Linked DNA regions of Mus musculus: regions 1, 2, 3 and 4 are each linked to region 5. Evidence: chromatin loops called from intact Hi-C (ENCODE). Cell type or tissue: left cerebral cortex. All regions are shown on one strand. Region 1 has its middle 9.4 kb from the start of Setmar. Region 2 holds the start of Crbn (cereblon). Region 3 has its middle 23 kb from the start of Crbn. Region 4 has its middle 44 kb from the start of Setmar. Region 5 holds the start of Lrrn1 (leucine rich repeat protein 1, neuronal).

Region 1 (5,000 bases), 530 kb before region 5:
TCATGTTTGACATTGTTCTTTGGAGTGGAGCCTGAGGCAAATCACATTCTGTATATTACATCATCCTATAGAATACAGGTGCATCCATGTTTGTGGGACTTCTCACTCATCTTATTTCTACTAGGATGCTGCCTCTTCCTGCGACACACAGCGCTATCTGTATGTTCTTGGATGGGGCTGCCAATCAATATTGAAGGAAATTCCATTAAGCAAAATTGCCTCGTGTTTGACCAGAGTCTTGAAGACAGTTGTCTGTTTCGGCCTATGCTTTTAAAAATTTAAATTCGTATTGTTATTGTGCAGTGCTGGGGACTGAACCTTGTGCACGTTTGGCAAGTGCATCACCACTGAGCTATATAACCCTGGCCCCACCTGTGTGTTTTAAAGTCAAAGATGCCTATGGCCATTATTTATACATTCCTGTGAAAATGGTCATCTTCAAGAAAAGCCAATACTTGTTTTTATTTTCTGCATGGAAAACATCTCTGTCCTAATTAATCATGGATAAGGAAGGGCAATTTATGCTAGATGAATACATTTACATTTGAACAATTCGAATTTTGTTCCAAACCATCTGGAGTAAATCATATTCCAAGCCTGTTTTTCACAACTAGTGGTTTTTCATGCTCAGTAAATGTTTTCCAAGCAACTGAATGAAGCTGCTGGCAGATCCTTCCACATAGGTGGCTCTCAGATGCCACTCTGAAGCTAAAGCAATGTGGTGCTAGGGATGAGTAATGCAGGTGGAGAGGTGAGGGAACGCACACAGGGAAGCCCAGGCGGGAGAGAATGCACACGACCTTTGGTAAAGGGTGACGAGAGAAAGCCTCCTTAGGTCAGAGACAGATATGGACTCTGCCTTTGCAAATGTGGCCTGTGCAACCATAATAGACAGGGATATTTCTTGCTTCTCTTTGTGCAAAGTGTCTGGGCTGCATGGCAATTTAGTTTTCAACTCTGTGCTTGGAAGCTTAATTTTGTCTCTCCCCAAAGGTCAATACAAAGAACCCATTTCCTTCTGCTCCCAGAGCATGGGATCCGTGAGTGGAATGGTAAAACGTGACTTCGTTTTCTCCCCTTGGAGAACTATGAAATGCTTATTCACTAAGCATGAAGTCCGCAGTGATCTGTTATTCACTGCGGACATTCTATGGACAGAATGAGGCATACATTATTTATTTTGCATGAAATGAAGTGGTTAAAAGGAGAAAAGGAAAACACTTTAGGATATAATGCAAGGACCAGGAGAGAGAGAGAGAGAGAGAGAGAGAGAGAGAGAGAGAGAGAGAGAGAAAGGAGGGAGAGAACAATCAGGAATTTCAAGGTGTGTGAAAGTGTGTATGCTTGCCTGCCGGTGTAAGCACAGCAAAGGAGGTGATGTCTACATTAGCTATATCCACTTTAAAGGTTTGGCCTACTTCAACCTATAACCTACGGCCACTGTTCACAAATCTCAAAGATCCTATTGAAAATTTTGATTTTACTTATATTAATAGTTGAGTATTTATTCATGGTATACTACCTACAAGGTATTATGATAGGATTGTGCGAGAATATTCTTGTAATGTTTACTGGGCACAAAATATACACCAGCCACTACACAAAGCCCTTTATTTTGGTTATTTAATTCTTATGACAGTCTTGTGCAGTGCACAATATCACCTCCACTCTCTAGTATGTGATAATTGTAGACAAAATAAATATGGAGGGGTTAAATTAAAAATATATACTATATACATGGGAGAGGGGAGGAGAGGGATAGGGTAAGGGAGGGAGGGGACGACCTCTTTCTAGGTAGTCCAAGTTGTTCTCTAGTCTTACTGGGATTACAAGTCTGTATTGCCACAGCTCTCTGGGACAGCAGTCTAATTTCCATTGTATAAATACACCGAATTTCAAGCTTCGGTTTGAGAACTGACTTGAGATTTTAAACTCCTGGTAAGAGCAGACATTTCCGTGCTGGTTTTATCACCCCCCTGAAGGTGGTTATTCACTCTTCCTCAAAATACATAGCCTTGTAGAAGAGATCAACTGAATTTATAAAATAGGAAGTGGTAAGGATTTATAGTAGAGCATTTCACTTGTGGTTTTCATTTGCAATTAGGGATGGCTGGCTGTATTTGACCTGTATCTGGAGGTGTGGAATTAGAGTCCCACCACCTGTACACAAAGGATAAACAGGCTGAGAAAGAAATTAGGGAAACAACACCCTTCTCAATTGTCACAAATAATATAAAATACCTTGGCGTGACTCTAACTAAGGAAGTGAAAGATCTGTATGATAAGAACTTCAAGTCTCTAAAGAAAGAAATTAAAGAAGATCTCAGAAGATGGAAAGATCTCCCATGCTCATGGATTGGCAGGATCAACATTGTAAAAATGGCTATCTTGCCAAAAGCAATCTACAGATTCAATGCAATCCCCATCAAAATTCCAACTCAATTCTTCAACGAATTAGAAAGGGCAATCGGCAGATTCATCTGGAATAACAAAAAACCGAGGATAGCAAAAACTCTTCTCAAGGATAAAAGAACCTCTGGTGGAATCACCATGCCGGACCTAAAACTGTACTACAGAGCAATTGTGATCAAAACTGCATGGTACTGGTATAGTGACAGACAAGTAGACCAATGGAACAGAATTGAAGACCCAGAGATGAATCCACACACCTATGGTCACTTGATCTTTGACAAGGGAGCTAAAACCATCCAGTGGAAAAAAGACAGCATTTTCAACAAATGGTGCTGGCACAACTGGCTGTTATCATGTAGAAGAATGCGAATTGATCCATTTCTATCTCCTTGTACTAAGGTCAAATCTAAGTGGATTAAGGAACTCCACATAAAACCAGAGACACTGAGGGTAGGAACCTAACAATTTCACATCCTTGAAATAGCCTTTGGCGCTGAAGCAGCAGTTTCCCTTGCAGCCACAAGGTGGCAGGACAGCTCTGTCCATTTCTGTATTACCTACAAATAATAAAGTACCCATTTTCCATGAAGAGAACAGGAATCTTTTTTTTTTCCCCTAAAAGAATGCTTGTAAGAATTGTGACTAGGAATTATAGAGAAATACACTTTATTTTCTGTGATTTTTTAAAAAAAACTCATATTTATATAATTTTAGATATTATGTTGAAGTTTTAACTTGAATAGAAAATCTTAGATGACTGAGTGTAAGCTTGACAAATCCATATAGAGATATTAAATGTGGGAGCATATTTTATTTATCTTACGTCTAATTGTATTAATAACATGTTCCTGGGATAACATATTTGACAAAAGCAACTTAAGGAAGGACTGGTTTGTTTTGGTTCAAAATTCTATGGCCTATCTTGGTGGGGGATCGGGAGTGTCATGGCACCAGAAGCTGGAGGCATCTATCATTCGGGTCTAGGGGATCAAACTTGGGTTGTCAGACTTGGTGGCAGGCTCCCACTATTCCAATATGATAGAATTTTATGAGCATAAATAAGGACAAATGAAGAACCAGGAAGGAAATGTGTCCCACTCCCAAACTACACTGCAGTCTCTGGGAATCTCAGGGGACCTTGCAAGGTTGCTCCAGGTTTTTTGTTTTTTGTTTTTCAGTATTCAATGGAAAATACAACAGTATTCTATACCTGGGCCTATTACTGGCTCTAGGTACTTTGCGGTTTCAATATGAGAAGTTGCTGTCTTCCTTTCAGTGAGGCCTTGTCTTTGGGGGCCTAGGTCTTGGTGGTTGTTGTGAAAGAGAACAAGGACCACAAACATCCGTGTGTTATGGGCAATGAAGGGTAGCAACCATGCTGATTCCAAGGCTAGAGAGGTTGACAGCTAAGCACACAGATCCCACATGTGATAAACAATATTTAAAAAAAATTATGCGAATAATCTTTCTAAATGGCAGTTATTGGTTAGGATATGGGTGATTAGTAAGTGATCTGGGCCTAATAATACTCTTGGTATTTACTTTATAAAGCCTAGGGACATGATGCCAAAATTAGTAGGGACAAATCAGTCACTATGAACCAAATGTTTGGTAACCTAGAGTTTAAATCATTTTATGTATTATTTGTGGTGGTTTTTTTTTTCCCTTAAAAGCTTGGCACTTTTCTATCATAATTTTGTCTAAACATACAAATGTAACTATGCACCTAGTTTGGAAAGTATCTTTTCTCTTTTTGTGTAGCTTTTGGGGTGATTCCTCACTGGCCTGTCAGATAATACAGTGGCAACCTGCTGTGTTTCCTGGTATCTCTAAAGGAATTGTTTCTGAAAGCCACGGATACACAGTATGTCTTCACAGGCAAGGCTGGGTGTGGTCACCACTTTGTGTGAATGCCGTATGTCATCGATTCACACCTTGTTTTTCTAGTCAGCATATTTGGGAGATATCTTGGTTCTTTTCACTTGAAATTTTATTTAATATTTCTAACAGTCTAACTTTACAAGCCTGGTAAGCATATTGTGTACGAAAGGTTAATGGTACACAAAGTTGTAATTACTTATCAGTGTACTCTTGCCCCCAGCTTAATTGTTATTACATTCTATAGTAGTAGAACGTGTAGCCTTCTTTTCTAAGTATATAAAAATGTCTTAATGATGGATATACAGGCACATGTGTTGCTTTTAATGACGTAAGGATTAATACATACCTTAACATTTTCAGTTAATGCAAATACCCAAAGTCCTCTCATATCCACCCCATGTTAGTTTGTAGAACTTTTTCATTACATGCATAAACATTCATACTACATGCATATTTTATGCTCTTCTGAGTGGAACTATTTCTTGTCAGTTACAACCTGTAAGCTGCCTCATTCTTTTCCATAGCTACTATAATATATTATCTTATTTGCTTACCAGTGGAGTTTAGGTTATTTTTCATAGTAAACATAGTACCTTATGAATATACTTGAGTGTGTAATATGTATCCATATAGACAAATGTGAATCCTAGAAGCAATCTTGTTAAGTGAAAAGATATTTTGCCTCTTGATAAATTATACCTGGTTGT
Region 2 (5,000 bases), 730 kb after region 5:
AGACCCAGCATTTGACAGAGTACTCTAAAGAAAAGATGTCCTCCTACCTGGCTTACTACACACACACACACACACACACACACACACACACACACACACACACATGCACACCAGTATATGATCATGGTTCTTGATTACTTCTAGTATGTAGGGCTTTAATACAAGAAGTGTGCTTGCTTCAGTACTTTTTTCCAGTGCCACGTCTTGTGAGCCTTACTGAAAGGTAAAGCTACAGATACATGTGTCCACGTTAGAGGGATGACAGGAAGAATGAAAAGAACTAGGTAGTGAATTTAAAGGGAGCAGAGATAAAAGAAAATCGGGAAAGACATACAAATGGGGGCTCTGATGATACTGGAGCATGGCTACAAGTGAGAAACAGGAGAGAGAGAGAGACAGGGGGTGGGGGGAGAACTTTTTTAAGTTCTTCCCAATGATTCCTTCTTTCCCAGACAATTCTTTTTTTTTAATTAATTAATTAATTTGTTTTTTTCACTCCATATTTTATCCCCCGCCGATCCATCTGCAGGAGGTATGAGATGTGGCACAGACAATTCTTGACTGACTGACTCGGGGTTCAGATAATTGAAAGGCACTTTTGAGACACCACCAGCAAAGTAAGAGCTTCCTTATTTAGAGACTACCTACTCTGGGCTAGGGAGGATGCTCGGTTGCTGAAGTGTTTGTTGTGCAAGCATGAGGACCCGAGTTCAATCTCAAGAATCTATATTAAAATGTACTTTTTAATCCAGTCGTGTGGTAAGCTTCACTTGTAATATCCTCCAACACAACAGAGGCAGAGACACTGGATCCCTGGGGACCACTGGGGAGTCACCCTGGCCTAATTGCTTACTCTTAGGCCAATGAAAGACATTGCCACAATAAACCAGGTGTATTACTCCCAAGTAATAAAACTCTAGGTTGATATTTTGGCCACCATACTCACTGACACACTTGCTCCCCTGTGAACCAAAAAGTGTCATCTTACACATGCACAGATAGATATATAAAATAGAAACCAGATGCTTGCTGAGATAGAAAATTCTGCAGCTAAACAATTTATTGAAATTCTGTGAACTGTATTTAAATTGATCCAGCGACAACAAAAATATGTGTGTGTGTGTACAGCTATGCACATTCATTCATCACTTGGTTGAACTTCTTGTTCTCTCTTTAACAGTCACCATCTATGTTCCATGCTCTCTGGTGGTCTAGACCTGAATTGTCCTCTTACTAGCGAGAAAAACACCTTAACTCATTACAATGGCTCATGCAGCTGTTTTTAACTCGATCATAAAAGGCATCAATATTGTATATGCTATTAAAGGGAATACATCTGGGACATTTGCGTTCTGGTTTTAACATTGGGTAAACTGAGTCCTGGGGATATAAAAGTGACTTGGCCAAGGCCAGAGTGACTCAGGGACAGAAGGCTGAGTGATATGGAATTGATAGTGTTAGGCTGAACCCCTGCTCTTCCCCTGTACAAGCTGGGAAACCCAGTCTACTCTCCTTCCCTGATCCCCAACCGCGGAGTGAAAACTCCACCTCTGTCTTGGAGAAAACTCCGGGCTAACATGTCAGCATTTCCTGGAACCCACCCAAGAGTGGCTGCCAGGGGATCAGTTTTTAACCAGGTATGGGCAACAACCCCATCTCCTAACCAACAAGTAATCACTCCTCACCAAAACTCTATAAAGTCACGTTGCTTAAACCTGGGTGTTTGACTTCACTGACCTCCACCTGTGAGACCAGCGAACTCCCCTTAGAGCTGCCTCCTGATAACTATGCCTTTACCTACTTTTAATCTGGTCTAATCTGGCCTATGTGTTGGTCACCATAGGAAACGCCTATCGGATCCAGTTACCATTCCAACGTGTTTTTGGGTTGTGAATTTTTTTTTAATGCAGCATTTTTTTCTTGGGGTAAAAATGTCTTCAAACCTCAGATTCATTAGTTTACTTTTTTTTCCTTCCTCTTATTCTCTGCCTACTACCACTACTTCCTTCTTTAGATATCGTTTGTCATTCCATTATTTTCTTTTCTTCAGTGAAAACGTGTTAGAAATATATTGTATACACTCTTAAAATTGGAAAAAAAAAATCCATCCACAACTCCAGTGCTAGACAATTCTCTTTCTTTTAGCATGTTGTAATTGTTTTTTACCATACATTGATCCATTTTTCTCTTAGTGAAGCCATTATGACTAGGCTAGTTTATATACTGACAGTTTTATTTTCCAGGTGATTATCAGCCTTTTTTGTCCTTGCAAATCTTTGCTTCATACTGATACATGTTAATTTGGGGCTATATCCGAGGGCTACTGAAATCGTTTTAAAAATCTGCTATATTCCAACGGCCCCTGGAACAGTCCATACTTCCAGACAAAAGAGGATGCTGTATAAGGACGTGTTTGCTCCAAGTGGACACTAAAAACACAGACTTGGGTTTCCCACCTGTCAAAACGTCTTTGTGGCTGAGAAGGGAGCTGTGTAACTTGTGTGGGGTCAGTGGGTCATGGATAACTTTGGGTTTCTTGTCCTCCTTAAAGATGGTCCTCTTCATTTGGCTCCGCTGTGCCGCTCTCGGCTCGCCTCGTTGGAGCCGCCAGGGGGCGCTGTGGCCCGGGAGCGTGGCGGCGGCGTATCGCAGACCCTCCCCCTGCGTGCCGGCACCGCCCTTTCCCAGGCTCCTTTGCGGGTAAACAGACATGGCCGGCGAGGGAGATCAGCAGGACGCTGCGCACAACATGGGAAACCACCTGCCGCTTCTGCCTGGTAACCTCCGGGACGGGCGCCTGGCCGTGGGTGGAGACCGAGGACCGGGGCCGATCCCGCAGGGAGGACGGGGACAGCTACTCGGGCGCAGCGGCCGGTGGGAAGCCTCCCGTGTGAGCCTCGCCCTCCGCAGCTCTGCGCTTTCCTCCCGGCCTGTCTCCTGGGCTGTCGGGGATGTTGGGGCCACGGACTTTGGTTTCCCAGAGCAGGGACCCCCATTCCTTTCCATCTTTCTCCCAAGCCGGCCTCCCTGAAAATTTTGTGGGAGTAGGCGAAGTTGAGAACCGGGTGACATTAGCAGCCGTTACTTTTCCTGCTCATCTGCTTTCTCATAAGACTGACAGCTAACATGCAGTAGGCATTTGCACGTCGTGGGCCCCGCAGTGAATGCTTTGCGTGCATTTCTGCTTTTATTATTACACCTGTCATCTGTCCAGAGCCTTGCTTATGGAGGAGAAACTTATCGACGGGTTGTTAAATGTATACCATCCAGTGACGTGGAAGGTCACACAGTTGCAGATAGGGCTGCGCGGTGTACTGATCTGCCACCACAGCTGGTATCTCTTAGCTATCTCTCTGTGGAGGTAGTTATTTAGCGGTTTTTCTCAGGTCTGCAAATAATATGCCTACTTTTAGGGTACTCAGGAGAACGGTATTACCGATTTCTCCTGCTTACTTTATGCCTTTATGGTTTATGACAACTTATGTTGCAGTATTGAATGCTGAAAGTGGATGAACTAGTGGTACGGACTGTTCTTAGAATGCTGTAGAAACACAGACTATTGCCAGAGCCTTTTGGTTGTAGTTAAAAGCCATGCAGTCTGTTAACCTTGTTTGTAGGAAAAACATCAGTCGGCTACTTTTAGGAGGGTCACAGTTAGGATAAGGCTATTGAGAATAATTACAATCACAGGTGCAGTTCATTTAGAGCCATATAAGCAACTGCTGCTGGGTGTACTGGGTTTGTGTTTTTTGCTGGATTGGATACCAGGCACTCCCAAATCCTCTGAGCTATGTCTCCAACTCCTGCTGTGATTTTCATGGGTAGGGATTATTGTGGGATTTGAAAATCTTGTGATGGAGATTCACTTAGGGTTCATTTGTGGACTAGGTTAGTCCTACATTGTTGAAACCGTGCATCCTTAGTCATTTCAGTTAGGAACTTTTTTGTGTGGGGTGTGAAGAAATAATTTCAGGTTTCAGTTTGTTGCCTCAGAAGGTGTGCTTCAGGTGTGAATGTGTTCCTTGGTGGTAGTGTAGACAGAAGAAGAAATGCTGGGTGCAGGGCCAGTGCATAGAAAGCACCTTTTCTGTAAGCCACTGGTTATTGAGCTGTACTCGCGGCAGTTCCTAAAGGTGATCATCTTTCAACAGAAGAGATTTCAGGGACAGCAGCTCCACTGTGAATGGAGCAGACGTTTAGGGAAAGTGGTGGAGTAGGAGAAGGGTGCTCCCCCGCTATTGGCATTCATCAGGTGCTTCTGTGTGAGCCACCGGGAGCTCTGAAAACTCTGTAGTTTCTCAATTTGAAATATTAGAAGGAAGAGGCTCACAGATGTTGTAGATATAGAATAGTGGGTTTCCAAATTATAATAGTTTTATTTCTGGAGACACTTTGGCTTGTCCCCTGAATTCATGTAGTGTAACTTGCTTTGAAAAGTGATCATCCTTAACAGCTAAGGGAATTGCTTAACATTTTAGGTGTGAAGAATCCATATTGGACAAATTAAGTGCTCAAATAAAAACATAACCAAGTTGGAGAAGTTAATTATAGCCTGTTCATAAGCAAATTCTTTTAAAGAATAAACATAGGAAATTTCAGGTGTATTAGCCCTGGAGCTAATAGCAGGTACTTTAAACTTGCTGTAGTAAAGAAGAGAATGGGTCTCTCCAAATGTCAAGTAAAATCTACATTCTCGGAGTTGTAGATGAAAAAATTAAATTCAGAATGTTTTTCTTATTTTAGCTTCGTCTTTATCGCTTGATAAACTTCCCTATTGTCAATAAAATCATGTTTAGAAATGTTAAATAGAAACTATCTGCATACCACTTGAATTATGTTCTTCTCTTTGACAGAGCCTTTTATCTAGGAATTTATAATAAAAATAAAGTAAAATCTTCATGTTTTTTCATAAGAACATCCTTTTAGGTAGTTTGGTGTAAATAATAATTTTCAAAAATGGAAAAGCTGACCAATTTGTAATGAAACCTTATGCATTTTAA
Region 3 (5,000 bases), 710 kb after region 5:
AAAAACACAAATGAAAATATGTACAATTCAGCAGAAGATTATAGTTTGAGTGTCTTTTGCTAGCTTAGAGTGCTACCAAGGACCACTCAGTTTCAGGACTTCCATAGTGTGATAATGAAGAGGTTTTAGCCCATCCTAGCAACTCAATGGAAAGAAGCTAAAAGAGCAGGAAAACTGATTCTGACCTCCATTTTCTTGCAGTTTCTCCCAGCTTCCTGCATTACTTGTCTCGTGGTCCCGTTTTCACATCACATCAACCATGTTTCTGTTGAAGCATCTCCTTCCATTCAGAAAGACAACCTTACTGTGGTTTTAGGAAACACTTGTTACTATATTGACTCACTCATGGCATCCTCAATACTTTCCATTTCAAGATACTTACTTTAAAGGGGTCTGCAAAGTTCTAGTTTTCCATAAAAAGTACTCACAGGGTTTGAAGACTGAGGTGTGTGGAACCACCACTCTACCACTGAATGAGCAGAGATTAACAAATAGTACGGGTGGTGTAGGGCATTGGATCAGATCCTCCTGCTTTATTCAGAGTGGAGGTTCTTGTAGAGCAAGCAGTTCAGGATCAGCATCATTTGGTAAGTACTCAAGCTTGAATACGCAGAATGGGAAGCAGCCTTGGCAACAGTACCAATGCACAGCTCCAGGGTAAAAGTCAGAAGCTGTCGAAAGCAGGGGGTAAACAGAGACCCTTTCCTGCTCTTGGGAGCAGCTGACTTGCATTTATTCTTTGTCCAAGAGAAATGTCACTGAGAGACCTATCCATTCTTTGAAGGTTAAATTATCATTTTTAATATCACTCTGTATTTAACTTGTTTGGTCTTACCATTGTTCAAAATGGGACTTAAAAGATGACTTGTAAAAGTCACTATGCCACTTAAACAGGATTTAAAAGAAAAGGTGTTTGTCCTAATTTTGTTATTAACTTTTGCAGAAGGGAGAACACGCTTTTATAGATGGGGGAACTAAAGGGCTCATCCCTAGCCTCTAACCAGCCACCTGCCACTTCACCACTAACACACAATAGCAGTACATATTAGGTAGAAGTCAACAAAAAACTGGGAAGTGGTGGCACATGCCTTTAATCCCAACACTCAGGAGGTAGAGTCTGGAAGATCGGATCTCTGGGAGTTCGAGGCAAGCCTGGTCTACATAGTTAAGTTCCATGACAGCCAGGCCTGAAAATAAAAAGCAAACAAACAAAAGTCAACAAAAAGTATAGAAAGAGGTTGTGCAAAGTACATATCACCTAGTTATGGACTTATAAAATGTTAAAGGCCAAGTGTTCTCTAAGAGCAGGCACCACAGCCTTCACTTTCTAGAGGACTCAGAGATCTTGGAAGGTCACCAAATGATCCCACAGGAAATATCGCAATCAAGACTGGTGGCCACATTCCAGAGTATCCACTAGTCAGGTGGACTCCAAAATTTCAAATAGAAAGTATGAACTGATTAGGACCCTAAATCAAGAATCCTGGCTGCAGAAAGCTTCTGCAGTGTGAGGATAATCAGTTAGCAAAGTGTGAAGATTGAGTTATTCAGTCTTCTGCCTGGGTGTACTGGAACTGAAATGTATAAGGAGGTACCTCCAGAGCGAAGGAAACCATGAGAAATCCTTGTAGCTCTGTAAGGATGACGACTGGCTGGAGGATAAGATCACGAAAGAAAGAAAGAAAGAAAGAAAGAAAGAAAGAAAGAAAGAAAGAAAGAAAGAAAGAAAGAAAGGAAGGAAGGAAGGAAGGAAGGAAGGAAGGAAAGAAAAGAAAAGAAAAGAAAAGAAAAGAAAAGAAAAGAAAAGAAAAGAAAAGAAAAGAAAAGGAGAGAGAGAGAAAGAAAGGAGGAGGAAGGGAGGAAGGAGGGACGGAGAAAGGAAGGAAGGAGGGAGGGAGGGAGGGAAGGAAGGAAGGAAGGAAGGAAGGAAGGAAGGAAGGAAGGAAGGAAGGAAGGAAGGAAGATCAGCAGTGGCAGTAAGCTTTAAAATGTCAATCGATAGATCAGGGCTGTGTTGTGTGTATTGGGAGAGAGAGATGGAGGCTCATATGTAGAAACAGAAGCCACACAAAGGGACTGCCTGAGAAACAATAAATAAATCTGAAAGCTCAATTCTAAACACAAGCCTAAAGGTTCCAGAGAGTTATCTACAGAAACAAAGACGGAAAGAGTTCACAGTGTGGCAAGGGCAGCCAGTTAGAGTGGAGAGCATAGCAGGCATCTCCTTCCAGTGAAAGGTGACAGTGAGACTGCTTCAGCAGGGAACTGTGTCACAATACTGGGGAAGGGGAGCCTGCAAGGGGCTGAAGTCAAAGGCACAGATTTGTCATATTTTGACCCATAAAAAAGATATACACCAAAGGGCAAGGCCACTGACTAAAGTCCAAGCTATTTTCTCTGTTTTGTTTGTTTGTTTGTGAATACTTAATAATCTTTATGAAAGTGAGAGGAGAAAGGATGTACTAGTGGCAAATGTGTTTTAGAAAAAGAAGAATTCATGTTATTGACAACATTTTGTAAAGTCAAATTTTCTAGTAGAAATTGCTCACACAATTAACATTGGTTTTCAGGTACAAGTTTGGAGGTGTTTTCTTTTTTAAATTTCTAGTTGAGTACTTTTAAAGAGAAATTCATTTTCTTGTATACTTTCATTTTGTGCTTCACTGATAGCAATGAGAGAGGAGGGAGGAGAGAGGGAGAAAGAGACAGAGATCACAGTTCTCAAAATGTTACCAACACACACACACACACACACACACACACACACCACAAACCTTTCTGTATAAATATCAACCACGCCATCTTGTGGCTTGTACATTTCTGCAGTCCTGCTTTAAGTCACAGTTTGAACTGTGCACACACTAAAATTTCTCATTACCTTTAATCATTAAATAAAATATGAATTCTGATATGATGAACATTGACTCTTGTGCAGTGTTAATGAACTAGATTCATATTGTAAAATATTTATTGTGAGACCAAGGGCAATTACAAAGAGAGCAGATACAAAACCCTTACCAGACATTTATGCCTTAATACGGGCTTATGAACTTGGAAGCAATTGTTTTCTGTTCAGCCTAAAGCCACTTCCCTTCATGTTCTCTGCATCATCTCCTCTGTTTCTCCGTTATTATTTATTATTTTGTTTTCCCCTCTGGTCTATATTAGAACTTAATAGACTCCTTGTGGTGAGAGATTTTTATTTCAGTGTTTCAGCATTACATACCCAAATGCCTAACACTGCCCCTGACACACAGCAGGCACTCAACAAATATGTGTCAAATTATGATAACTAATAAAGAAGGCTGAATAACTAAAATTTATCTTTCAAATAAGACTAATGAGAGCACTTTGTAGGAAAGCATAAATTAGAAAAATCTCCGTGACTGATGTGAACTGATGTTTCCTCAAAAATTCAGTAAAACTAGTTTAAATGCATACCTCTAGTACTTTCAAAAGATGCAGCAATTCAGGTCATGTTGCTGAAAGCGAGACTGTTAGGATAAGGCATCCATTATTCAGTGATGTGTCATGAGTCATGAGAAGCCCTCTTACAGAAGCTGTGGCTTTACCAATGAACTGGTACCTCTTTGAATCAATAGTCAAGTCAGAACACCTGGGAAAATCACATTTTGATGTTTGCCAGAGTCTATGGGGTTATTAAGTGACATTTGGATAACCGATTTAAGCCCTGCCATTGGGAGGCTCCTAACTTGCTGACTGGGCCAATTTGCATGCATAGAAAGAAAGTACCAGGGTCTAGCTTCGTGAATATGAACTTAGGTCACATCAAACATGCCTTTAATGGTATCCAATTTATACTTTGAATTCTGATTAGTGCTGTTTAAACACACACACACATACACACACACACACACAGAGAGAGAGAGAGAGAGAGAGAGAGAGAGAGAGACAGAGAGACAGAGAGAAACAGAGACAGAGACACAGAGAGACAGAGAGACAGAGAGAAGGGGAATCATAAGAAGAATCTATTTGTGAGCAAGAGGACATAATAGAAAAGTATCAATGGGAGAGGAGGTCCTTGTTCCTGTGGGGGCTAGATGCCCCAGCATAGGTGGATGCTAGGGCAGTAAGGTGGGAGTGGGTGGGTGGGTAGGGGAGCACCCTCATAGAGGCAGGAGGAGGACAATGGGATAGGGGATTTTCTGGAGGGGGGGACTGGAAAATAACCGATAAAGAAGTAAAGTAAAAACAGAATTGTACATAAGTTCAAATTTTATATTGCATAGAATTTCAGCTTGTGGACTTTATTGCACTTAGCGTCTTTACAGGTTCCCAGATGATTGTTAAGGGAAATGTTCACTTCATTAGGACATTGACAGTCATCCCAAAGAAAATAAAGCACAGACAATTGGAATAAAGCCTTGGAATATTAGAGGGCATGTCCTAATTGGCTGTTTGCCCCACTCCCTATCCTCTTTCAACTCCTGGACAGGATCCCACAGAACTGTGCAGAGGGCAGGAATGTGGTATCTACCAGTCCAATTCAGTTCCTTTGTCACTTGATTCTAAGACAGTATGTTAATATCACCTTGAGAGCTTGTTGAATTGCATAGGTCAAGCACAGGTCAAGGTTGCTTCTTTCCACCTCTATAGATGTGTAAGTACAGGAATCTAACATTCCTGGCATCCTGGTTTAGGTGAGCTTCAGGACACACTTTTGAGTACCTTGGTGAATTTCTATAAATCATGTAGGAGCACACTGTCTTTTGTCCATCCATATATCACAGGTCTTCCTGACGCACAGTCTGTGTGGGTGACTCACTTGTAGGTGTGGATGATGGATGAAAGATTACATATTCACACACTTGAAGAAAGACAAGGGCAGAAGGCAGAACCTTGAATGTTCCAAGGTCCAAAGATCCTTGGGACCTCATAAGTTTCTTATAAATAATATTTTGAACCCCTCAATTTTGTGTGACCATTTTTGTTTTTTCTTTTAAATACCATGTCCCTTTGGCAACTGAGTAATTTTGTCA
Region 4 (5,000 bases), 490 kb before region 5:
TCAGTAACTGTAATTGTAAAAGATTTGAGTATTGCCACCACTGGGATGGTGGTGTTATGAGCGTTGACTAAGGTGTCTTACAGCAAGGGCCCTATGGGAAGTGATCTCTAGATGTCAACTTCTCTTCCCTTACCTCTGGACTTTCCTTTATCCAATACAGAAGTGTGATCAACCCATTCTCTCATTTATCTTCTGAACTGAAACTACAGCAATCTTACAAATGTTTTTCTTGTCTCTGCAGTTGAGCGTGCGTGCGTGTGTGCGTGCGTGCGTGCGTGCGTGCGTGCGTGTGTGTGTGTGTGTGTGTGTGTGTCTGCTCCTCACACTAGAAGTACAGTAGTCTTTCTGTGGCTTATGTCACATGCACAGTGAAGATGCCACCAAAGGCATGTGCGAATCTTACAACATGTCTTTCTCATTCCTGTCCAGTTTCATTTTTATGCATTTCTTTCTTGCTGCATGTTTTTTTTTTTTCTGCCTACCAGAGTCCCCATAACCTACTTCCCTCCTTGACAAGAGGCTATGGGTTGAATTGGGTCCCCGTTCCCTCTGCCACATGTGTTGACGTTCTAAAATCCAGTGTCTGGGAATATAATCTTATTTGAAAATTGTGGTCTTTCTAGATGATCAATTTAAGATGGGGTCATTAGGATATAGGCTCTAAACCAACATATCTGTGCACTAAATGGCTCACACAGAGACACAGAGACACACAGTCACACAGTCACACACACACACACACACACACACACACACACGAGCGTATGCACAACATGCACAAAAGGAATGGCTTAATAAAGTAAATTGACATATCATCTCATACTCTTTTTTGATTTTATCTTATATTTTATTATCAGTTTATTATATTAGGGTTTTAAAATATAAGGTCATGGCATATAAGTTTTTAAAATCTTTAATTTTGTATTTTATTATAATTATTATAAATGTTACCAATACACCAATAGATTTTTAAAAATATCAGTGCCTTGGTATTTTTATTTTATTCTTCTCTCATACATTGCATCCTGACTGGAGTTTTCCCTCCTTCCAATCATCCCAGTCCCTCCCCCACCTCCCTTTCACCCCAGATCCACTGCATTTCCCTTAAGCAAATGAGCAGGTCTCTCAGGGACACTCATCAAACATGGCTTAACAAGATATAATAAGATACAATAGGATACAAGATACAATAAGACTAGCTACAAATCCTTATATCAAGGCTGGATGAGATAACCCAGTAGGAGGCAATGGGTTCCAAACTCAGGCAAAAGAGTTGGAAATGCTTTCCATTCCACTGTTGGTAGTCCCACAAGGACACCAAGCTACACAACCATAAGGTATATGCAGAGGACCTAGGTTAGACCCATATAGGGTCTGTGTTTGTCACTTCAGCCTCTGTGAGCCCCTATGAGCCCTGCTTAGTTGGTTCTGTGGGCCTTCTTCTCCTGGTGTCCTCAACCCCCTGGATCCTACAATCTGGCTTCTCCCTCTTCTATGGGGGTTCTCCTGGCTCTGCCTAGTGTTTGGCTGTGGGTCTCTACATCTGCTGTTGCTGGGTGACACCCCTATGATGACAACTGGCCTAGGCACTGATCTATGTCAGCTCTCATTCTTGTCTTTTGGAGCTAGAACACTTGAAATCTGCCCTTCACGATTTTCAAAATTAGAATTTTTCTTTTTCTTCTGATTGCTGTACTGTGTATTTGGTAGATTGGAATCACATCCTTTAGAAGACACAGCTTTAAGGATTCTGTTAAGTTAGCTCAAAGACATAGTCAAAATTATCTCTGAAAATCCTTCTATAATAGATCATTAACTATAGTACATGCAGTTTTTCAGCGTGTATACCATCTGGGACAGTGATTTTTAATGTATCCATAGAGAGGAATCCTAGGAAGTAGGCTTCCCAAATAAAACCAGTGGATGGGAGAAAGCAGTCTCCATTTAAAGCCTGTCTTCCAGCCTGTGGAGGTGGCATATGTAACTGGTTCATATGCCTTCTCTCTCAGAGTGTAAACACAGAATGGTTGTACTTTATTCCATTTTTCACATTTATAGCTTCCAGCTCAACTCTGACGAACCTCGGCTTCCCACGGAGAACACAGTCACAGCTTGCTTGCGTAACTTTTCAGGCCTCGTTCTCTTTCTTTAAAGCTTAGTCCTTTGCCTTTAAAGACTCCAGTCTCATCTCTAGTTTACAGCTTTCCAGCCATCAGAGTTCTGCTGGCTGAGCACCAGTGGAAGTTTGGTGCCTTCATCAGTCTGTGCTGAGAAGTGACTCTGTCTCAGACGCATTCAAGTCTTCTAGACAATTAAGGTCCTTCTAGGACTTGGCCACCGTCTCTGGCTGCATCATGCCATGTTCTTCTTGCCATATTCTGTGAAGACTGAGTGCCACCCCTGGTTTCATTTGTGTTCTCTACCTTGCAGGCAAGGGTGGCATCTGTTTTTCATACTTATAAAGAACAGTTCCCTTGAGATGTGAGCATGGTTGGCTTGTTTCTATTTCTTTCTTTCTTCCTTCCTTCCTTCCTTCCTTCCTTCCTTCCTTCCTTCCTTCCTTCCTTCCTTCCTTCCTTCCTTTCTTTCTTTCTTTCTTTCTTTCTTTCTTTTTCTTTCTCGAGACAGGGTTTCTCTCTGTAGTTCTGGCTGTCCTTGAACTCACTTTGTAGACCAGGCTGGCTGGCCTTGAACTCAGAAATCTGCCTGCTCCTGCCTCCCAAGTGCTGGGATTAAGGGCGTGCGCCACCACGCCTGGCTGGTTTACATTGCATTTATTAAATGTGTATCTCCTTCATACCAATAATGGACCAGCAAACATATTGGCTCGTCCACTCAGGGTGAGCAAGTCCAACTTTTATTTCTTTTTATTATGTGTTGACGTGTGTGTGTGTGTGTGTGTGTGTGTATGCGTGTGTATGTATGTATGTATGTATGTATGTATATGTGTATGTATATGTGTAGAGGTTAACCTTGGGCGTCTTTCCTCTGCTGTTGTCCACCTTTTTTTGAGACTGGTCTGAAGCTTGCCAAGTAGGCTAGAGAGCTCCAGGGATCTGTTTGTCTCTGCCTCCCCAGCACTGAGATTACAAGTGTGCACCACCACATGCAGCTTTTTCTTGAATGAGTTCTGGGGATCAGATTTAGGTCTTTATATGTGCAAGACAAGCGTTTTCAGTACTGAGCTGTCTCTCCAACTTCCCTCATCATCAGTATTATTTTTTCATTTTTTTGGTGTTATATGAATATGTATAACATATATATATATATCACATATAGCATGGTGTGTGATATGCATGGTGTGCATGGATTTTGCATATGTTTGTGAATGTGCATGTGTGGGTGTGTTCCTTCCCATTCACCAGGTCTGAACACTCCTCTGTGACATTCTCTGAACCTGTGACTCTCTCCTACCCTCACTCTCTCCTTTCCTCCCCCTTCCTCTCTCTGTCCCCCCCCCCCCGTGTATGTGTGTGTGTGTGTGTGTGTGTGTATGTTTGATAAAGATGTCCCATTTAAGACCTAGTATTCAGTCTCTCCTCATTAATAAAGTTAGGTTTTTGAGGATTGGAGTCGCATGCATATATTAAATATATAGAAAAGCTAAGTCTTGCTATTTCAAAACAATCCTCTAGCCTTGTGGATAGTAACTGCCATTCCTCACTCTTATGAATTATTCCAGAAAAATTCTCTGTAAATATATGTATAGAGATAGATACACACATCCCCTGGATTTCTTCATACCTGGCACCATAGCATTTCTTCTATTTATGACTGGCGTCTGCATTTTCCAGTATATCTTGGAGGTGGTTGTGCATTGGCACACATAAACTACCTACTTCTTCATGGCTCTGTAATATTTTGTTGTGTGGACATGTAATTATTGAGAGACATGCAGGCTGTTTCAATTCTGTTAACTATTTAAAGCACACATCTGACTTCTTAAAGGGCCTTGACCTTTTTACTTTTCCATTTTGAACTGACAGAATAAAAGGCTAAGAGCATTGAGATAATTTTCTCCACACGCCTGGCTTTTAATGAGCTATTTTAGGTTTGTCATGACTTTCACATAATGCTTCAGTGTAACACTAATCAACTTAATCTTTCAAGTGAAGACTGATGAGTCAGTTATCATTGAAATAGTAATGTCGGACTCAGTCATGCAGGGTTGAATTAGAGCATTTCCCCCTCAAACTGACAAAAGAGTCAAATTTTGTTTGTGTTCTACAACTCACCAGTCCTTTGGGTATCATTGCCTTTGTATCATGTAGTCCAAACAAATGATCTGAAAATAAAACAAAAACATGAGCATAAAGATACAAATCCTAGGTAATTAGTATAGAGCAGTGATTCTTAGACATCAGTCTGTCTCAACTGCTTCCTGCCTCTTCTCTTCACCACTGCGCCTTCTCCCCCCTCTTCCTTTCTTTCTTATTTTCTTTCTCTCTTTATGCTTTCCTCTCCTCCCCTGTCCTGTCCTGTTCTTTCTGCTCTTTCTTTCTTCTGAGACACCGTCTCACCCTCTGCATCAGGCTGGCCTCAAATGTGAGCATCTTTCTGTTTACAGCCTCCCAAATGCTGGGACTAGGAAAATACCACCACACCAAGCAAGGATTTATGATTTTTGGTGTGAAAATCAGCTTTCTTTTTTGCTCATTAATTTATATAATCTCAGTTGGATCTACCGCAGTGCTACTTTGTGAAGAAAATGCATATTTAAGCAATTTTTGTAGTCTGTTTTAGTAAAACTTCTAGTGAAAAAGTCAGCTTCATAGAAGCATTGGATGTTTATTAAGGAAACTTAAAAAAAACTTTAGCAAATTAAAGATGTTTACTTTACATTAAGCAAGGTGTCCTGTATTTTCAAAAAATACCTTAAGTTTTCATTAGTGATTAGTTCTAACAATTTTAGTTAACCTTAACAATCTAGCCTTTATAATTATAGCTGAGTTTCAATGACCAAAATACTTATTATATCCAAGATATGTGAATTTCTTTTT
Region 5 (5,000 bases):
TTCAAATTCCTTCATGTGAATGGATGAGGCCAGACATCTGCCAGGATCCCCTTACATTTGCATGCAAATTAGAGACTTCATGACACACAGGGCCTTGGAGCCAGTAATATCACTTGGACTCCAGCTTTATACAGGTCAACGTATAAATCTTCCTGAACTTTCCACTCAAGTTCTGCCTTTTAAAAATGAAGTAATGACCATTCGTGTGTAATATTAATTGCCTAGATGGCTGTGGTAAATTGAACTACAAAACAAGATAACAGGATAGACTCAGAAGACGCTACAGGAAAAAGTCCAAGTCAGCAGTTGTTTCCTTGGCAAATTTGAATGCATCCACATTTGTTTTATTATCTGGGTCTGCGAATGAACATACTAAAGACAGGATGCGATCTAGGAGCGTTTGCCTACGTGATTCAGGCACTCGAAGGCGTTTACACTCTGATCCCTCACTCTTTGCTCAGTTGGCTTTGAGGCTATTGCTGTGGATACCGCAGACAAGGTCCCTCTGGAGCAAGTACTACTACGGAATCTTCCAGCCTGCGCATCCGTGCCTGCTGTCCTGTCCGGCAAAAGACCCAGGACGAACTTTCCAATCTACCCAGTGTGCAGGGCACCTCTTGGCTGCTAGGCTTTCGGTAGAGGGTTGGGGGCGGGGGGAGGAAGGGAGGGAACCCAGCCAGCCAAGGACTTCCCTCTGAGGTAGCGGTGACCGCAGGAACCTAGGAAGCACCGAATCAGTAGGCAGCAGCCCACACCCCTCTCCTTGCAGCACAAAGGACACTCGCTGGCAAACTTTCCTAGTCACTGACCCCAGAGCAGAATGCCTGGAAAAGATCAAGACTTCCCTGAAATTTCCACGTCTGTAGCAAGCCTCCTTAAGGGAGCTACCCCTTCTAGGCTCAAAACAGTTTTCTCCTCCTTGGACCACATAACAGTTGAGTATGTTCTCCCCAATGCTCTGACTTCAGTATCCTCAGTGTTTTGTTAATTACACTCCTTGCTCTTTATTCTTAGCATCGTAGCCTCTGCCGAGACCTTTTCCTCTCCCCACAACCTGCCACCTTTCTTTCCTTTTGACCCCATTTCCAACTCCCTGGGTCTTCTGTCTGCTCTCTTCCCAGGTCCCCAGCTTCTTTCCCCTGATCACAGCACCAAGCCTTCTCTTCTCTTTCCCCCTCTGATGGGTCCCTGAGATCCTGGGGCCTCAGCTCCAGTCACTGCCTTTTGCCCATTTCTGTCTGGCCTTTCTTCTCAACTATTGCTCTCGCTCGCCCTGCTTCATTTTGAAGGCAAGAGGGTGATCGGTAGATTCTCCTTTCCCGACTTCGTTTTTCCTCCTTGCTCGAGAAACCGCGCCCCCTTGTTCCCCTTAGCCCTGAGATCTTATCCCGAGGTTTCTCAAACGCAGTAGGGTCCGCCAAGCTGCCAAGTTTGTCTCTACTTCCTCCCTGCTGCCTCCCACACCTCCCGCTGCCTCCCACACCTCCTGCTGCGGCCCAGTTGGTCCGGGCACTTACCCTAAGGCTGGGCTGACAGGGGTGTTGGGGTGCGCACGGAGCGGGTGGTGGTGGCAGCAGCAGCCACTAGCCGGAGGATGAGGACCGGCAGAGCAGCGCCTCCACCCAGCCCGCAGCGCGCACTGGCTCCTTGGGGGACCCCCAGCAGAGCACCAAGATGCAAGGCGAGACAGCCGCGGGAGCAACAGCTGCTGCGCGGGGCTGGGCTAAATCGCGTTCTTGGGGGTCGTGGTAGAGACAGGCGGGAATAGGAAAGAGGGTAGAAGAAATGGGGTGCAGAGGGCGGGGCAGCGAAGGATCGGTCTCAAGGAAGGCGCCCGAGGCGCCTCGGAGTGCGGTGGCAAGGATGCCACTGTCTGGGAGGACGCCGCGGGCCCCGGTCCCCGCCCGACAAGCGCTGCAAACCGGGGCGCACGGCCCTCGCCTGGCTTCACGGCTTGCTGCCGGCGCCCTCCGTGCGCCCCGCTTTGTGCTCCCCGCAGCCGGCGTGCACCTGGTGTAAGCAAAAGCGGTCAGCTGATGGGCTGCGCGCCGATTGGCTGCTTAGCGGTCTCCTCCCCTCCCGCCCGACCCCCTTCCCGGCCTCCCCCTCCCGCCCTCCCGCCCGCTACGCCCGCCTAGGCGCAGTCCCGCGCTGGGGCACCATCTGTAGCCCGCCCAACAAAGGGGCAGCTCGGGCCCGCCACCCTGGGCCTGCCAGATCGCTGCAATGCCACTACAGCCGCTGCAGGGAGCAGAGAGCCACTCCTTTTTTCTTTTTTTCATTTTCTTCTTTTTTAAAAAAATAGGGACGAAAGACTGTGACTGGGAGAGGAAGGCAAGGACAGGGGAAGAACCCTTGTAGGAACGCCATAGTCTCCATGGGACTGCAATGGAGTTTTAAGTATGAGATCTGACCCATCCTTTGGAGATAGTTGGCTATGTGGTGCATACATACATACCCGCAGCTGAAATGGTTAATGCCCTTGCCGAACCCAGGGTAGTTCTGTGACCCTTAATTGCGAGGCAAAGCCACTGTGAAATTCTGGAGGCTTTCTGGAAACAATTCTGAAACTTTGAAACTGTGTAGTGTCTGTTTGGTTAGGTGTGAAACTTGTGTTCACATTAGCAGAGGATTGATTGAAAGTGCAGACTGCAGAGCGGTGTGAGGGCAAGGGTGGTGGGAGGCAGGCAAGAGTGTGGAAGGGAGGGTGGAAGTGGTTGAAGACTAGACCTGAACCAGGGTCTCAACTTCAAAGTGACAATCCAAAGCAAGGTTCAGGAAAAGCCTTTGATAAGTGCTATTGGGGGAATCAGCTTTAAGAGAGAGAGAGAGAGAGAGAGAGAGAGAGAGAGAGAGCATCAGCAACTTTGAGAAAGAGAACCTGATTTTATTTCCCCGGGATACTCAAGTCAAGAAATTCTGGGGAATTTGTGAAAGGATGGACCATGTAGAGACTGCCTTATCCAGGGATCCACCCCATAATCAGCATCCAAACGCTGACACTATTGCATACACTAGCAAGATTTTATCGAAAGGACCCAGATGTAGCTGTCTCTTGTAAGACTATGCCGGGGCCTAGCAAACACAGAAGTGGATGCCCACAGTCAGCTAATGGATGGATCACGGGGCTCCCAATGGAGGAGCTAGAGAAAGTACCCAAGGAGCTAAAGGGATCTGCAACCCTATAGGTGGATCAACATTATGAACTAACCAGTACCCCGGAGCTCTTGACTCTAGCTGCATGTGTATCAAAAGATGGCCTAGTCGGCCATCACTGGAAAGAGAGGCCCATTGGACACACAAACTTTATATGCCCCAGAACAGGGGAACGCCAGGGCCAAAAAGGGGGAGTGGGCGGGTAAGGGAGTGGGGGTGGGTATGGGGGACTTTTGGTATAGCATTGGAAATGTAAATGAGCTAAAATACCTAATTTAAAAAAAAAGAAATTCTGGGGAATTTGGAAGACTACGTTATCACAGAAATTACTTTTGAAGTCGTTAGTGCTAGGAGAGAGATTCAATAACAGTAATCCTGCATTCTTGATCCCTATATCCCCCCCCCCCCACCGTCTTGCATAGATATCTGAAAAGTGTTTGCTTACACTTGTCAATCAGCTTCATATCGTCCCAATAGTATTTTGTAGCCACTGGTAGTCAAATGGGGCACCTTAATAGGTTCTAGGGAAAGACACTGTTAGTATGAAGGTTAAATAATGAGTGAATTGTAGAGATAGCCAGACAAAAGAAAAAGAAAAAATAAGTTGAGTTTAGATTAGACTAGATTATGTTTTTTTTTCTCTTCATTTTTCATGTAGACTGCATGTAGGATAGAGTTTAAAAGGAGTTACTGGTAGACATAGAAACGTGTATGTGGCCTTTCAAGAGGACTTGGAAAGTCTGTATGTTCTTGGGAGATGGAGAGAGATGATACTGCACTGTGTGATGCAGGGTGGCTCCTAAGCGGCGGAGAGGTGGAGCTTGGATGGAGAGGGCTTACTCCAAAGATCTGTAAGAGCATCCAGGTTTTAGAAGACTCCATGAGGATGGTGGTGTGAATCCGGCACCAAGGTATGACCTTCGAAAACAGGCCAATATGGTTTTAAAGCTCAGAACTGCAATTAGGGTCTATGTCCCCATGGGAATGTCACTTTGCCGCTTTAAGCCTTAGTTTTCTTGGCTCTAAAGTGGGACTAATCACAGTCCCAGTCCAAGGAAGTGTGTTGCTTAAGTGAGAATAAGTAAGTACAATCCCTGCAGATGTCTTACTGTGTGGCAGATAGCAAGCACTGACAGACATAACCAGTAGGCATGATGTAGCCAGGTTTTACAGATTAAAAGAAAAAAAGAAAAAAAAAAAAAAAGACATCGAGTCAGATGGGGGATTGTGATGCCAGAGCTGTGTACTCCAAGAAACTGGCAGAGCCAGCAAGAGAAATGCTCTCCCTGCCATTCGAGTCATTTCTTTTAAACAAGCATATCATTTATTTACACCAATTTCTCTCTTCCCCAAAGTAAGAGTGAGGAAGGAAGCCTAACCTACTTCTACTTGGTCACTGCATTTCCTTGGCTCTAGTCAGAGGAACACTAGGAAGACCATGTGTGCCAGCAATGGGGGCAGGAACTTGAAGCTGGAAAATGGTTACTGCTGAGTGGAGGTCCAGAAGACATGGTGATGATAAAGTTGGGGATGTGGCCTAGTTGTTGGATATTGGATGGATTCTTTAGATTGTTAATGGCTCCACATTTTACAAACTGTATTCTTATAACTGTGCAAAGGGTGTTGGCAAATACTGTCTGCGCTGCCACTTAAAAGCCTTTGGCCATTGAGATGAGTGAAGCAGAGAGAGTACATGACTAAATCTAATTTGTTCCTCACTTAAATCCTCTAGTACATCCCTAAGTGAAGCCGTGGTGAATCCATCCTGTGCTTGGGGCCAGAATTTATTTGCTGGTCAAGTAAGTGCTTGGAGGGCACTGATGAAGACTGGCATCTTCAAAATG

Evidence for each region. Hi-C counts contacts between places; a loop is a spot of excess contacts. Peaks named below come from ENCODE experiments on the same cell type or tissue, not always from the same donor. Only the 100,000 strongest peaks of a DNase experiment are listed, where the experiment ranks them.
Region 1: a loop joins it to region 5, with 4 times the contacts of the local background. A loop is called at or near these places in 4 of 42 quality-filtered maps.
Region 2: it touches region 5 in a loop (2.6-fold over the local background); 2 of 42 quality-filtered maps call a loop at or near these places.
Region 3: it touches region 5 in a loop (3-fold over the local background); 4 of 42 quality-filtered maps call a loop at or near these places.
Region 4: it touches region 5 in a loop (2.0-fold over the local background); 2 of 42 quality-filtered maps call a loop at or near these places.

Annotation. Positions count from the first base shown.
Region 1 is chr6:108,053,167-108,058,166 of GRCm38, reverse strand. No RefSeq gene overlaps it. Among named protein-coding and RNA genes, the nearest start is that of Setmar, 9.4 kb to the left of the region's middle. In left cerebral cortex, a CTCF peak has its summit at 2,942 (motif pointing right); a DNase peak (open chromatin) is centred at 2,932.
Region 2 is chr6:106,797,768-106,802,767 of GRCm38, reverse strand. Crbn (cereblon) reads left to right here and starts at 2,681. Exons shown (of 11, transcript NM_175357.3): 1 at 2,681-2,777. The coding sequence starts at 2,711. In left cerebral cortex, a CTCF peak has its summit at 2,608 (motif pointing right); a DNase peak (open chromatin) is centred at 2,648; H3K4me3 peaks cover 1,564 bases; H3K27ac peaks cover 904 bases.
Region 3 is chr6:106,820,323-106,825,322 of GRCm38, reverse strand. No RefSeq gene overlaps it. Among named protein-coding and RNA genes, the nearest start is that of Crbn, 23 kb to the right of the region's middle. In left cerebral cortex, a CTCF peak has its summit at 2,829 (motif pointing left); a DNase peak (open chromatin) is centred at 2,778.
Region 4 is chr6:108,018,919-108,023,918 of GRCm38, reverse strand. No RefSeq gene overlaps it. Among named protein-coding and RNA genes, the nearest start is that of Setmar, 44 kb to the left of the region's middle. In left cerebral cortex, no CTCF peak of the experiment used is centred here; DNase peaks (open chromatin) are centred at 1,598 and 2,058; H3K27ac peaks cover 894 bases.
Region 5 is chr6:107,526,761-107,531,760 of GRCm38, reverse strand. Lrrn1 (leucine rich repeat protein 1, neuronal) reads right to left here and starts at 2,035. Exons shown (of 2, transcript NM_008516.4): 1 at 1,518-2,035. In left cerebral cortex, a CTCF peak has its summit at 2,234; DNase peaks (open chromatin) are centred at 495, 1,511 and 2,055; H3K4me3 peaks cover 2,627 bases; H3K27ac peaks cover 1,922 bases.